3 separate regions of the Homo sapiens genome follow, and all the other regions are linked to region 1. Evidence: chromatin contacts called from ENCODE Hi-C or POLR2A ChIA-PET data. All regions are on one chromosome and are shown on one strand. Each heading gives the region's core, a stretch centred on a gene start or an enhancer-like site at or near the end of the contact. The rest is flanking DNA. Distances are from core to core; before and after follow the strand shown. Region 1 overlaps RB1 (RB transcriptional corepressor 1). Region 2 overlaps LOC107984559 (a long non-coding RNA gene). Region 3 has its middle 95 kb from the start of CYSLTR2.

Region 1 (5,138 bases), core at 912-3,411:
AAGAAGGGAAGTAGCAATGGTAGAAGAATAGCTAGGACATACTCTCTGTACCTAACCTGTGGGATGGAAGCACATATACTCTTATTCAGAGAATTTTATAAAGAGTCATGATGTTAGATAATTACTTGAATTTAGTTTTAGAATTTTCAGTTTGTAAACTTACAGTCAAATCTTAACTGGAATTGTGAGGAAGGGCTCTAGAATTCTGGATATGCAAGAAACAAAGAAGAGAAATAGGAGAAATCGATCCTAATTAGTGTGGCTTCTGAATTTCTGCAGCAAAATAAAAGGCTGTTATTAATTATTGAGTTTACTAAAATTTTAGAACTACTCTAAGGCAATTATGCTTCAATCATCTAAGCTTACTTACCTTTAATTATAAAATAGAACAACTTTTTGGCATTTCATTTTTCCAACTATTTATAGCATGTTTTAAAAACTCTGAACTGTCACGACCCAGTCTGTTTCAACATACACATTTGTGGTCCTTGGTGTTGTTACTAATTTACTTAATTGGGTCTTCATATTTTCAGCTTTTCTCAGAAATGGCCAAATATCAAAGGTATTTTTGGTGTCTTCCTGTAAGTGCTAGATTTAGAACATGATAAGGAAACGTAGAATAGGAAACAGCTGGATTTGTTTCTTAGCCTTTTCAAAAAAGCCTTTTCTTACTTTGCTAAGTTTCAGTGGTTCTTATCTCCACTAAATATAACAACAAATTTATCTTTAAGATTTTGATTATATTCCTTAAGAATTCTTCAAAGACTAACATAAATCTGTCTTGCTATCTTTTAAGTCTGGTCATTTTATCATTATGCCCTTTTCTTATTTTAAGATAATTTAATTGTCTAAAAGTTTTTAAATTTACATATTAAGTAATGATAGTTTTTATATTAGGTTTTATCATTTAGTTTTTTTCTTTTAAACATTAAGATGAAAAAGGTGGAGAAGTGAAATTACTTGTCTTTTACATGAGTCATAAACAAAAATGAACATAGGATACACTAATCCAATACTGAACTTACTATCTGTTCTTGAAAATATAATTTTTTTGCATTATCTTTTTCATAGGAATATCAGACACCTTTAATAGTGTACACTTTTAGATTGGCATCTGATTTAGTTGAACCCACATATTTTAACGGGGTCTTCTGAAAATAAACGTTTGCACATTTCAGTTCCAATGAAGAACAAATGGCCTGGGGAAGGGATGGAGAGTGGTAAAGAAATCCCTTGTAGAAAACCTTTTTTTTTTTTTAAACAGATGAGTCTCACTCTGTTTTCCCAGGCTGGAGTGCAATGACACAATCATAGCTCACTGAAGCCTTGAACTCTTGGGCTCAAGTGATCCTCCCACCTCAGCCTCCTTAGTAGATGTGACTACAGGTGTGAGCCAACACACCCAGCTAATTTTTTTTATTCTTTGTAGAGACGGGGTCTTGCTGTTGCCCAGGCTGGTCTCAAACTCCTAGACTCAAGTGATCCTATTGCTTTGGCTTCCCAAAGTGCTGGGATTAGTCATGAGCTGCCACTCTTGGCCTACAGAAACTATTTATATGTGTCCTTTGCTTTATTTTTCTTTAAATGCAGGTCCATTTTTTCCCCTCGTTTTAGGTAGCTAAGATTATATTGAATCATGTGTGTTTCAGTCTTTGTCATCTCAGGAAGTCTTATGAGACCACAACATAAAGTATAGTAATTTTTGTCCAATAATTTTGGCCATTAGCAAAAATTACCTATATGACATATAAATCAAATGGTATAATTTTTTAGTGCTAAGTCTTAAGTAGTATTCATTTTTATTTAAATAAATTGCTTCTGTTCGTAAAGTACTATATATAAAACCTTTTTACCTTTTTTATATATAAAACCTATGATTCATAGGTTTTATGTCCTATTAAAATATGAGCTAACAATAATTGGTAAAATTAGTTGGAAAATTATCAGTTTTAAAAGAAAATTAAATTGAAGGTTATGTTGTTAGTAATTTAAAGATCTCCTGTGTTTTGATGTAAAAACACTATTTTTTAGCAGCAGTCAAAGGGCTTAAGTAGTATGACTTTTTGTGTAACTTGGATTGTGCAATTGCTTTTAAAAATGAAACTATTTCTCATTTATAATGAGATAATGGAACTCAGTGTATCGGAAGAGCAGACTGAACACACACTTCTACCTCCTTTCTCCCCGCAAACCCTACAGAAGTGACAAAAAAGACACATATCACAGGGGAGTGAAACCCAGCAGTACTCAGACTGTGAAGCAGAAAAACTGTGGAGGGAAGTGGAGGAGTTGATTCATTTTTTTAGTATAAAAAATAAATGATGAGTGTATTGTGGATACAATAAAGTAGAGAAAACCACAGCACACAACACCCCCAGGAAAGGGGACTGGTGGAAGTGGGAGTCTTAGAGAGCCCCCAAGCTCAAAGTAGCAGATACAGAGAGTGGGGCAATAATCAGGAAGGTTTTCTAAAGTGCTGTTTGGCAATGGTCCTCAAACTTGAGCATGCATCAAAATTACCAGGAGGGCTTGTTAAAACACATATTACAGATTGCTGGGCCCAGTCACAAAGTTTCCAGTGTAGGGTCCAAGAATTTGTATTTCTGATATGTTTCCAGGTGATACTGATGCTGCTGGTCTGGGTACTACACTTTGTGAGCAACATTTTAAGAACATGAAACACCTGGACCAGTCCCCCATCTAAGGCCATGCCAGCCTATGAGAATAAAAAAAATGCACCTCTGTAGTCCCAGCTACTTGGGAGGCTGAGGAGGGAGGATTGCTTGAGCCTGGGAAGTTGAGGCTGCAGGGAGCCGTGACTGCACTACTGCATTCCAGTCTGGGTGACAGAATGAGACACTGTCTCAAAGAAAAACGAAAAAAAAGCACCTTCCTCTTTACTAATGGATTATAAAAAGATGCCGTCCGGACACAGCAACCCTAAGCTTGGTATGCAGAGTTTAGGCTGAAGCCCCATGCTGTTGTGCAGTGCATAAACTGTACAGATACAAGCCCGCGCCCACCTTCAAATTTTGTGTACACTTACAGACACGGGGCTAGGGTTTCCTGATGGTGCCAAAGAGAGAAGCAGAACAGAAATTGAAGTAAACCGAGACTTCTGTAACAGACCTAAAGAAAAAGAAATAGGAAAGGCAGTTCTTCCTAGGAGGAAAATACAACAAAGTATTGTACTGGTAGGTTATGTAGTTCCTTACTTTGGTATTTTCAGGTACCTCAGTTCAATATTTATTCATTACCATAAGAAAGACCAGAGGAAATGGAGGAGAGAAAATAATAAAAAAGAACAGAAAAAAAAAATTCCAAAACTAATGAAAACCAGGGGGCTTCAGATGGAAAGGGCCCATAGTGCCAAGCATGATGAATGAATGTGGATACTTTTTGTTTTTTTTTAATGACAGTCTCGCTCTGTCGCCCAGGCTGGAGTGCAATGGTGTGATCTCCGCTCACTGCAACCGCTGCCTCCTAGGTTCAAACGATTCTCCTGCCTTAGCCTCCTGAGTAGCTGGGATTACAGGCACGAGACAACGCGCCCAGATAATTTTTGTATTTTTAGTAGAGACGGGTTTTCACCATGTTGGTTAGCCTGATCTTAAACTCCTGACATCGTGATCCGCCTGCCTCGGCCTCCCAAAGTGCTGGAATTATAGGTGTGAGCCACCCCACCCAGCAAAAAATTCAGAATTCTAAAGATAATGAGAAAATTATAAAAGCTTCCAGAGAGAAAAAGTAAGCTATTTTAGGGGAATGAGATCCAGATCAGCACAGAAGTTCTCATTAGGAATACTGGATATTTTATAACCTAAAATTTGTCAAATATGACAGCAAAATGAAATTTGGAAATGCAAGGACTCAGAATGTTTATCTTTTGACTGCCCTTTTGAAATGAAATTACTAGGGAATATGCTTTAAAAAAATGAAAAAAGAATCCACAAAAGGGAAATCATAAGACCTAATAAAAAAACTGTCACACCAGAGCAGAGAGAAAAATGCAAAAAATCCTACGATGCAACAAGCCCAGAAAATGTTTGTTCCACATGAGAAATCAGATAGTTTCATAAAGAATGCCTTCAACAACAAAATGGTTTCTTTTAACAATTGTATAACCTCATCTAAATGGTGGGAATTTAACAAATACAGTTTAAAGTTGATAAATCAAGTAATAAGAGTAATAATGAATTTGTGTATTAACAAAAGAAAATTTGCCTTTTTTCCTCGGGCTTTTGAAGAATTTTAAGATTCATTCTAATTATTGAGACCAATTATGTGCCAGACACTAAAATAAATGAAGTTCTAGGGTGTTTTTCTCCCATCCTTGTTGGCCCATAGTTTTGACTGCATATAACAGGAGATGGCATGCACAGCCCACAGACCATAAATTTTGTTTTAACACAGCCGCTTTATTCATTTATATATTGTCTGTGGCTGCTTTTGCACTGCAGTACAGAGCTGAGAAGTTGCAGCCAGAAAGTAGAGCCTGCAAACCGAAAATATTTACTATCTACTCCTTGAGAAGAAAGTTTGTCAATACCCAATATAAAGCATTAACATGTTTCCCAAAGTCGTAACTATACAAAAAGGTATAATCTGAAAAATGTCATATTCTTTGATATTCCTTCTATCCCATTTCCAACCCCACCCTTGTTTTTTGGTTTATCTTTCCTGTGTTTCTTTTTATAAAAATAAGCAGGTATGCACGTTTTATTTTGCCTTTTTCTTATACAAAAGGTGGCATACTATGTGTGCTCTTTTATGCTTTTTTTCATTTAACACTACCTTCTTGAAGTCATTCCATATCAATTTATAGAGATATTTCTCATTATTACAGCTGCATAGTACTGTATTTTGTATATATACTACAGTCTGTTCAACTAGTTTTCTATGATTGGACATCTAGGTGGTTTCCAGTATTTTGCAATTTCAACTATTACCACAATAAATAACTCTGTGTGTGTGTGTGTATGTATGTATGTATGTGTGTGTTATGTAATTGAAATTGTGTCTTGAGGATCAATACCTAGAAGTAAGAATGCTGGGTCAAAGGGTTAATGTGTGTGTGTATGTGTGTGTTAGATATTGCCAAATCCCATCCATAAGGTTTGTACTATTTTTCATTCCCA
Region 2 (5,138 bases), core at 722-3,221, 490 kb after region 1:
ATATTTATTATCATATCCTAATATGTTCTGAAAGATGAAAGACAGTCATCATTTATGGTAGGCAGGATTCTAAGATGGCCTCCAAGATTCCCACCTCCTAATAAATAGGCCCTGCCATAGTTCCATCCTCTTGAATGTGGGCAGGACCAGTGACTATGATGAGATATCACTCCCATGATCAGGTTCCTATTCAGTTGACTTTGAGTTAATCAAAAGGGAAACTAACCTGGGTGGGCCTACCTAATCTGGTGAGCCCTTTAAAAGGTGAAGCAGCAGAAAGATGCTCTATTGCTGGCCCAGAAGGAAATAAACAGCCATGCTGTGAACTGAACTGCCTATGGAAAGGGCCATGAAACATACCATTACTCCAACATTTGTGCCTCCTCATATTTCATCTCTGTCCATTCTTCCAAAGAACTTAAACTCTATATGATAGCAGAAAAATAGTAAAATTTTTATACGTCATTGGAAAGAGAACGTTGAATATATGGTTGTCCTGAAAACATTTTTTAAAATGCTATACTTTGTCATATTTCCTTCCAAAAACCAGCTGTCTGGTATGAAGTCCAGAGCTGAGTTTTGAGACAGAGGCAAAAAAGAACCAAATTCCCTACAGTAATATAGTGAGAGAGAAGTTGAGCTTTAGGAATAAGAAGAGAGTTCAATAAGATAGTGAAAAAGAGGTCTGTGAAGGACAGAGCCAGTGAGAAATTTACTTGAGCAGGAATGGCCAAAGAACTTGTAAGATCAGGAGCGCTCAACATCTGTTTTAAGTTGTTTGCTGTGATGTAACCCCCCTCCACCGACTCAGATCAGTGGGGCTTCAGAGGATGAAGGAATCGGGCAGTTCCTAATAGGGTGTAATGCTAGGGGGAAGAGGTGGACAACATATGTAGGGGATAATAAGAAGAGAGGTGAAAAAGAATTCAGATGAAGCAGAAGTTTTGATTCAGAAATGACTTGAAATATAAACTCCCTAAACCATGAGAGATATTTCAAGGCTTCTGGGACACCCATCATAAGTAGAAGAGGATTTTGAACCATTTTAATTTGAAAATTATAATGAAACAGATGAGCCACTAATGCTGGAGGACTTAGGAACTCCCAGACAGTTGACATCAGCTGAAGCAGATGGACCCACTGTGTGATGGTGCAGCTCTCTTCCCACCTTCCTAATCTCGGCACCTGTGGCTGCATTCCTCAGTGGAAAGCAACACTCACAGTGGCAAGAGGAGGGGCATTTTAAACTTCCTTTTGTGGGAAGAACACTTCTGTGCTGAGACCAAAAACGTGGTGCAAGACGAAGGATGCCATGTCACCATCATTGGGTGCGCCCCTGACCACAGAAGATCAGGATCAGTTCTCCCGTTTAGAACCCATCATTCAACTGCTAAAGACCAATCACCCATCATCCAAGTTGGACTACATTAGATTGATAAGAAGAAGCTTCACTGCAGGCAGTGGAGATGAGGGGTATTAACTCTGATGTGAAAGTCCATGCAAGACATTTAAAAAGCTCTCTCCACATTCTCATCTCAGGTAATGGTGTCATTACCTGATGTCAAGATGAACCTATTGCTCCCATTAAGACTAGTGAGTCAAACTTTGGAATAACACCATCAGACATTGCACTTCTTTTCATGCCCATCTTATCAATACTTCATAAAATATCAAACTCCTCTCCCACAAGACTCCTAGGGTTGTATTTTTTGGGCAGTGATTCTGAATAATCTTGTGCTTAAAAAAAGACTCAGATCCAGATAATAAAATGATAGAAGCTCTTGCTGAATAACCTCAAACATGTAAAAAGCAAACTAGGCAGTAAACTTCATGAGGACAGAGACCCTGGTTGTGTCTGGTTGGCCATCATCTCTCAGGTCTTAGCACAGTGCCTGACAAATAGCAGGCCATGATGACTCGGCCTCTTTATGCTTCCTGAATGTCAGGATTCATTTGCGTGGTCTGGTCTCCAGTCTTCTGGCTGTCTCTGTCTCCCTGAAGATGCCCAGGACAAAAGGCTACACAGCTGCCCTGGGCCGCTGAGTCATCTCCCTATCAGGAAATTGTTTCTGCCTTAGCTAAATAGGTAGGCAATTTTCTGCCCATTTCAGACAGAAAACCTAAGTTTAAAAAAGATTAAGTGAATAGCTCAAGGTCATATGCAAACTCTGGCCCAGTTAGGAATAGAACCCAAGTGGTTCCTGACATTCAATCCTATGGTTACTTTTGCAGAGGTGCCTATCTTTGTAATTTACAGATATTGTTCCCAAATTGCTCACTGAAAATTCTGCCTAAATATTGAAGGTAAAACAGCTTTATGTGTCCAATAGAGAGAGAAAGAGTATATATAAAATGAAATTTTTCCCACATGAGGAATGAATCACTGTAAGGAACATTTGTTCAGTTGTTTCATTATAAAATAAGAGCATTCCTCCTGGCTGCCACAAAATCCAAATGCTCCATTTTGTTACTAAACACTCCTTCTAACACCAAGCCAAAAATAAGTCACAATGTTAATGCAAACATCTTGCAAGCAAATAAAAGGACTTGTGCCAAATTTATCAGAGTTAGAGGGAAATTGTGTCAGACCTGTCTATGAGAAACTTTCTATTAGATCACCAGTCAATAGGATACCAGCATCTGCTGATCCTGACTGAAAGACATGAGTAATAACAGACAACTTTAGAAAATACATTTTTCTTCCATAGTTAGCAATGCATGACTCACTAGAACTCTCCAGACACTATACTGCATGAATGACTCAAAATTCTACCAAGGACAGAGCACAATCAGTTCTCTCTTCCTGTGCCAGGATTTCTCGTTCCAATTATACTGATTCGTTAGCTTACTTCAAAGACAGAAAATCTTGGTCCATTATCTTTCCTCTTTCAAAAACAGTCATGTATATTTTAATATAAAGACAATTATTAGGGTGCTACAGGAAAACAGAGACTAAACATAATAGCGAATGCTGAAAGCAATCTTCAATTGGTTCAACTCTCATCATTTGGGAGAATGGGTTGGGCAATGACCATGGTTAAGTTTCTTCTGGAAGATTGACCAATGAGAAGAGGTTGTTGCAATACAAGAAATATCGTATTGTGTCACACCAAGAGCCTGCTCATCCAAATCTTCAGTAGCTGATAGTGGTATCAAGGATATTTTGAGAAATATTTCAGTAGTTACTCTCCACGACAGAGGCCTTGTTTCTTTCAAATAACTGTTTTCCTCAATAATTGCAAAAGCCTCCCAGTGAAAGTGCACACCTCTAGGCTCTTTCCTTTTCATTCTATTCTTGGCATTCCATCTCCAGTTTAATATTATTGAAGGATAATTCTGATAATGACATCAACGTAGCATAGTGACTAAGAGAATAGGTCTTGGAATTAGGCCACCCGGCCACCAATTAATTTTTTTTTCTTTCTTTCTTTTTTTTTTTTTTTTTTTTTTTGAGATGGAGTCTCTCTCTGTTGCCCAGGCTAGAGTGCAGTGGTGCAATCTTGGCTCACTGCAACCTCCGCCTCCCCAGGTTCAAGCGATTCTCCTGCCTCAGCTTCCCAAGTAGCTGGGACTACAGGCACCTGCCCCCACACCTGGCTGATTTTTGTAGTTTTAGTAGAGATGGAGTTTCACCATGTTGGCCAGGCTGGTCTCAAACTCCTGACCTCAGGTGATCCATCTGCCTCAGCCTCCCAAAATGCTGGGATTACAGGAGTGAGCCACCACACTTGGTCATCACCAATTATGTTTTTAACCTCTTCATGCCTCAGTTTTCTTATCTGTGACATGGAGTTTGTGAGATGCTTGAATAACTTTTAACTTTGTGTTAAAAATGAGTGTGTAAGCAAACAGAGCATTCATGGTTAAGAGAATAGGTTCTAGAATGACATTTGGGGTTAAATATGTTGGTTCTGCCATTTAACTGTCTGCAAGGCTGAACCAGTTACCTTATTCTGTATAGCAAATCACCCCCAAAACTTTCTGGCTTATGACAGCAATAATCATTTTTTTTGTCTTCCACAGTTTCTGTAGGTCAGATTTGGGGAGCAGCTTGGCTGGGTGGTCTTGGACACAAGGTTTCTCATGAGGTTGCAGTCAGATATTGGCTAGGGCTACAGTCATCTGAAAATTAGACTGGGGTTGGAAGATCTACATTTAAGGCAGCTTACTCACATGACAAGTTGGTGGAGGTTATGGGCAGGGAGATTAATTTCCTTTCACATGGACCTCTCCACTGGTTGCTTGAATGTTCTGATGACATGGCAACTGGCTTACCCCACAGTGACCCAGGAAAGCAAAGCAGCTCCAATGCCTTTATGGCTTCACCTTGCAATTTATATCCCATCAACTCTGCCATGTTCTACTGGTCACACTGTCCACCCCAGATTTAATGTGAAAGGGGACTACTCAAGGCACTGACACCAGAATGTGAAAATCACTGGCAGCTATCTTGGAAAATGACTACCACAAAGATATTGAGCGAGCTACTTTTAGCTCTTTAAACCTTAGTCTCCTTATTCGCGAAATACAGACAATAACAATATACTTATTTCATAGGGGTGTTATGAGAATTGACAAGATGATACATGTAAAGTACTTGGTACCTACTAATTACTCAAAAAAATTACTTATTATTATTATTATAATCCAGTAATAATCAAACTATTCCAGGGGCTGCAATGAGGAAAAGGGTTTTACTTCCGGGGAGTAGATAAAACTGTAAATCTTCCCCGTCTTCTGCCTCATTCTTATTTCTTTCAGTTGACTTCATTTTGTCTCATATGTATTAGGCTTCCTCATAAGCTTTTCATTTGAAGAAAGGATTATTCAGCTTTTTAAAAAAGAAAACTACATTTAAAAAATAAAAGTGTTATTGATCATTATTTATTTCAAGCAGTAAGAATTTTAGTAAAGATAAATGTGTGAATGTATCTTTATAATTTCCATATAGATAGCATTACCTAGCTAATTAGTGATATAGTATGGCTGGAAAGCAGAGAATATCAGATTGTATAAAAGACCACCTAGTCCAGTGTTAAAACCCTTAAGGCTATTAACCCATTTCCACAGCAGTCAGATGGAAGACCTGACATTTGAGGTTGTTGGGTGAATGTATTAGGTAAACTCTTGCACATTCC
Region 3 (5,138 bases), core at 1,975-4,474, 350 kb after region 1:
GAAATTCAATCATAGAAAGTGTGCTCATCCCAATCTGTTCACCTATCACACCCACTGTGTTAATATGTTCTTCTTAACCATCTCAGAGTACTTCTCCTTGCTGCCAGAAAATCATGATGGTGAACAAAGACAAAGAGAGAATTTGATTATTTACCATTTTTCCAACTGCAAAGTCAGTAGGGCATGTCTCCCAGTTAAATATATTGTGGTCCCTTCCATGCGGCATTGAGCCACAGGAGCCAGTATCAGCAAAGGTCATTTTATGTCTTGTAATGTTTGCGAAGATAAAACTGAACTCAAATAGTAAGAATTTTTGTTTTAAGTTCTCACCTTTCCCATGATGCAACAGAGACAACTATGTCAGAATTCAGAAAAACAAAGATGAAAATGTAATATCCATGAAGAATAAGACAAGTCAAATTATATCATACCTGAAAGAAACGGAATTTTGTTTTTAAGGCAAACAAGATCCAGCAGATATAATTTTTGGCTCTTTTGCCACATACAAATCACTAAGAAGCAATAGCATTTTATTATTGCACAAAACAATTCCTGAAGAGAAGAAAATGATGAGTGGGCATTGTCATGTCAGGCTTTTGTTCAGGCTTAAGGAATATATTAAGAAACACCAAGGCAAACATCTATCCAAACCTCATTCAAATAGATGGAGCAGACTCCAAGACTAAAAAGTATAAAATAGCACGCAATAGAACATTGATCTCCATAAGCATACATTACAAATTTTAATGGAAAGTTATTGAAAATAAATTTACTATACCTATTACTTGAGCCTACTCGAGAGAATTCAGAACTAATATTAGAGGAAGAAATGGGCACAGCAGCCAGAACATTCCACAGCTGGGCTTTTGGAATGAGGCAGTAGGAAAAAGCTGTGATTTTGTTGAGTAAAAGGAATGAGCTGGGATCTGGTGTATCCAGAGTCTTTCCTACTCCATATGGGCTTTCTCAAGTCTTGGGGAAGTCACTGTGAAGAAATGCCACTTCCCAAATGAACATTGTGAATGTCTTGGCAATTCATTTCTGAAGCAAATCTTATCTAAATAAGACATGGGAGAAATGAATGGTGATTTGATCATGGTTAGGGGGACCACAGGAAGTGGTCTGCAAAGAGAACAGCTGCTGACCAAAGAAAGCAAATGCTCGATAGTACTTGCTCTGGGCCAGTCACAGGTCTCAGTGCTGTACAGGTGCCAACCCATTAACCCTGAGGACAATCCCATGAACTAATTATTATCATGATGCCGTTTTATACATGAAGAAAATGAGGCACAAGGATGTGAGATAAATTATCTAATATTATTCAGATTAGCCAATGGTAGGACTGGAGTCCAGGTTCTTACATTTTTTTTTTTTTTTTTTGAGATGGAGTCTAGCTCAGTTGCCAGGCTGGAGTGCAGTGGTGCAATCTCCTCTCACTGCAAGCTCCGCCTCCCGGGTTCAAGCAATTCTCCTTCCTCAGCCTCCTGAGTAGCTGGGATTACAGGCACGTGCCACCACGCCCAGCTAATTTTTGTATTTTTAGTAGAGATGGGGTTTCATCATGTTGGTCAGGCTGGTCTGGAACTCCTGACTTCGTTATCCACCCCCCTTGGCCTCCCAAGGTGCTGGGATTACAGGTGGTAACTACCACACTATGAAAGAGGTTTAATAGAATGCTACACATCAGGCAGGGAATAGAAAAATTGGTGCTAAGTCCTTCCACTTTCCATAGCAAGTGCCACAACAATGTCCCATGTATTAGACTTGCAAGATGGTCCTCATCACTGCCATCAAGACTAGAAGACTCCCGTGGTATTAACTTGTCACAAAGACCTAAAGAAAGGCATGCAATCACTGAGGGAGAATTTTTCTGAGGAGAGAAAGAGCCTGGGAGTGGAGACTTGATTAAGAGGCACAACAGAATACTGAAGAAACAACAGGCTGAGATTCAGGAAGCTCTGGAACAATCATTTCAACCTGAACCAAAGGGTTAGGTCTGAAAAGTCTAACAAGAATGTCCAAAGTGTCTCCAAGGGCCCAGGTGAAGTGACCCTGTTAGGCTGGTAATGAACAGAAGAAACAAAAATGATCAGGCCATAGACCAATCATGGTATGAAGCCAAGTCCAGTTAACAAAAATATGCTGCATCCCTGTGAGTTACCTTCTTCATGGTTTACTCCTTTGGTAAAATGGCTTTGCCCATTAAGCACCCAACTAACAGAGTTGTACTGAAGACCATTAGAGGGGCAATGTCTCAGAGAAGCAAAGGGAAAGGAGGCCCTCCCAAGGTCATAGAGGTTAGAGAAGAGCCCCTAATTCCTTCATACCGCCTGTGGAAGGTACTAGCAAGCACACAACTGGTAGCCTTCTCTTCAGTCTGTTCCATTACAGTGGTTTCCTTCTTCTCTGCTGTTATGTTTAATAGGAAAATGCAATGTATCCTCTGAAATTTTAGCTTTGAGATTGCACCAGGATCTAACATGTGGTGCTGCGATGTCCTGACCATGCCACCCTGGCCAGTTCACCAGGCCAGGCAGGGCTGAGCCTGGAGCTAAAACAGATTGCATACCCAGGCTTCCCCCCAGGGCCCAGGACAGCTGTCATATGCCCGTTTCAGGCCACAGAAAGGATGATAAAAAAAAAAATCTGTCTTCTCTCCTCCTTCTCAGAGCCTTTTCTCTGCAAAGCAGTGTTTTTTTCAAAATGGGATAGCCAGCGCCCTGCCAGGGATAGAGGGCAAAAGTCAGCAGCCAAATGAGTCAACTCCATGGTCCCTTCATGACACCATTCAGTCATGAGAGTGTTTTCCCAGAACTCAGCACCCATCTGGGACCTCTGGCCCCTCACACCTGCTGCTTGTTCTGTGGGACATGTCCTGCCCTCTGCTCTAACCCCCTCCTTCCTTGGACCTGCCTGATTCCCATTCATCCCATAGGAATTACCTTGGTGACCTTCCTTGGGAAGTCTGTCTGCCTGCCTCAAGGTTACAGGGTAGGCCATTTATACATATGTGGTCCCTCAGCACCTCCTGTTCACTTCACTATAGGATTTATCAAGCTCTATTGCAATTGCTTGTTTACTTTTATTTTCTCTCCTACTAGACTGTACACTCCGGAGGAAAGGGACTGTGTCTAGGTCATGGCTGATAACCAGTGCCCAATTCTGGGCCTCAACAAATGCCTTGTGGGATGAGCTCATGCTGGAACCTAGCGGGTGTGCAGACTCGTGCATCATTCAGGAGCAGTGTGCTCAAGAACAGTTACTGATGTCAGACAGGCCTGGGCTACAATTCTAGTTCTGCCACTTAGTAGCTAAGTGTTGTTAGACCAGCCCAAAGCTGAATTCTCTCATTCGTAAAATAACAACCACAACAATGATAATACTTACTAATTTTGTTATGATTGCACTACCTACCTCAGGATTTAAATAAGGATTAAGTGAGATATTCTAAGTGCTTAAAATAGACCTTAGCACATTCCAAAGGCTGGGCGACTATTAGCAATACACCTCTCCTCCCCCGATGCCAGGTTCTTCTGCTAGAGTCCATTTTGAAGAGAAAAAATTATTAGATTTGATGAAAATAAAATGGAATTGTTTTTCAAAGGCAGATTCCCATCCAGCAGAAGCACTTAAGACAATCATCTTTCACAACGATGAGTAATATCTCTCACGCTGTCATCCAGAATGACTCACAGCATCAGAGGGTCTCATGTCCAAGGGCGCATTCGAACTGTTTCTTAAGAGTCATTTCTTACTCATCACAAAACTCACCATTAGGTGGCAGCCGAGCCGGGGGCCCTCAGAGAAAAGAGCGAACTGACCTTTGAAGGCAGAGCCGCTACCAGAGGCCACACCGCTGAGAAGCGAACATCTGACTCATCTGGGGAGTGTTAGCCCAGAAATGACAAGGGCTTAATTCAACAACGTGTAAAATATCACATCCCCATGCCCAGAGGAGTACAATAGACCCAGTAAGCCCAAGAGTAATCTCCCCAGAAATAAAAGAATTAGGGCTGTTGACAAATGAAGACAAAAGCTTCTAAACCATTTTAGGTGCTTGTAATAAATTTGATCCCAAGATAATTAAGTGATATTGTGAGCAGCCTCATCTAGTCGTGTGTCTCTCCTGCTTAAAAGCCTTCACTGCCCCACCGGGTTTCTCAATCACTGCCTGTGTGGGTTGCACGGGGGGTAAGACCGGTGTCAGACTCTACAGGGGAGCATAAAAAAAGAAACATTCAATACACCTCCTATTTTCATAATACAAACTGCAGAGAGTAAAGCTTGATGGACTCTATCTGGTGCTAATATGCAGATGATAGAGTGAAAAGGCATGGAAAGGACATGGATTTTCAAAAAGGCATCAGAAACATGGGCATACTAATAACAATAATGTTAATTAACATGTATTAAGTACCTGATATGCACTGTGCTATCTACCTTACGGGCTTTATCTCATTTAGTCCTTAAAATCAGCCCATGAGGTAGGAATTATTAATATTCCCACTTGACAACTAGGGAAACTGAGGCTCAGAGAGATTAAATGATTTGTCTAAAGGCACATAGCTAGAATCCAGAGACAGGATTCAGACCTCAGCAGTCTGACATTGGAGCGATCACAAGGACATCCGAGGAGCTTGGCAGGACTCCTGAGTGCTCTGGTATGTTCCTTCCTTTTTGCCTTCACTCCTCCCAACTGGACGCTTGGTGAGCTAAAGAGCTGCAGAAAAGCAGCTTTCTGGGTTGAGCTGAACATTCCTGAAGCTGAGAGGTTCCACTGAACCAAGAAGAGACCAAAGGATAAACAGCACCATCAAACAGGCATTCGTCCCTGGGCCCTCCATGGCTGAGTACCAGCCAAGACTTTCACTATTCCAAGATAGAAGCCTCCACAGATAGAAATTCCCAGCCTAAACAGGCTTCAGCCCATGGTTATTATTAATAAAATGCAGTCCTCCTTGCCTTGAAAGCTTTGGGAATCTCTCTTCTCCAGCTTTCTTCTTTCAAGGGCAGGGCCCTGCGTTCCCCACACTCTCTCTTACTCTGAGGCCTGGCACGTGCCTTCTTGGCAGTGTTATCATGGCAGATATGCCTTTTAAACTTAGCTCAGACATTGCTTCCTTTGCAGAACCACACCG

Evidence for each region. Hi-C counts contacts between places; a loop is a spot of excess contacts on that map. ChIA-PET counts read pairs that join two places held with the same protein, here RNA polymerase II (POLR2A). Pooled maps may share reads with other maps.
Region 2: a pooled map shows a loop between it and region 1 (5-fold over the local background). The contact joins two enhancer-like sites. A Hi-C loop is called at or near these places in 6 of 50 pooled maps. POLR2A ChIA-PET finds 5 or more read pairs at or near these places in 4 of 52 experiments (OCI-LY7, activated CD4-positive, alpha-beta T cell, activated naive CD4-positive, alpha-beta T cell and 1 more).
Region 3: a loop to region 1 is called in a pooled map, with 5 times the contacts of the local background. The contact joins two enhancer-like sites. A Hi-C loop is called at or near these places in 3 of 37 single-sample maps with no recorded cell type and 10 of 50 pooled maps.

Annotation. Positions count from the first base shown.
Region 1 is chr13:48,401,135-48,406,272 of GRCh38, forward strand. The region is part of intron 17 of RB1 (RB transcriptional corepressor 1); the gene reads left to right. It also overlaps a transcript of LPAR6 not described here. Among named protein-coding and RNA genes, the nearest start is that of LPAR6, 9.4 kb to the right of the region's middle. Within about 2 kb of position 2,162, at least 5 of the 41 ENCODE cell types and tissues checked have a DNase peak (open chromatin) inside an H3K27ac peak, as active enhancers do.
Region 2 is chr13:48,889,805-48,894,942 of GRCh38, forward strand. The region is part of intron 2 of LOC107984559 (a long non-coding RNA gene); the gene reads left to right. Among named protein-coding and RNA genes, the nearest start is that of FNDC3A, 84 kb to the right of the region's middle. Within about 2 kb of position 1,972, at least 7 of the 41 ENCODE cell types and tissues checked have a DNase peak (open chromatin) inside an H3K27ac peak, as active enhancers do.
Region 3 is chr13:48,746,112-48,751,249 of GRCh38, forward strand. No RefSeq gene overlaps it. Among named protein-coding and RNA genes, the nearest start is that of CYSLTR2, 95 kb to the left of the region's middle. RefSeq lists an enhancer at 3,263-4,462. Within about 2 kb of position 3,225, at least 18 of the 41 ENCODE cell types and tissues checked have a DNase peak (open chromatin) inside an H3K27ac peak, as active enhancers do.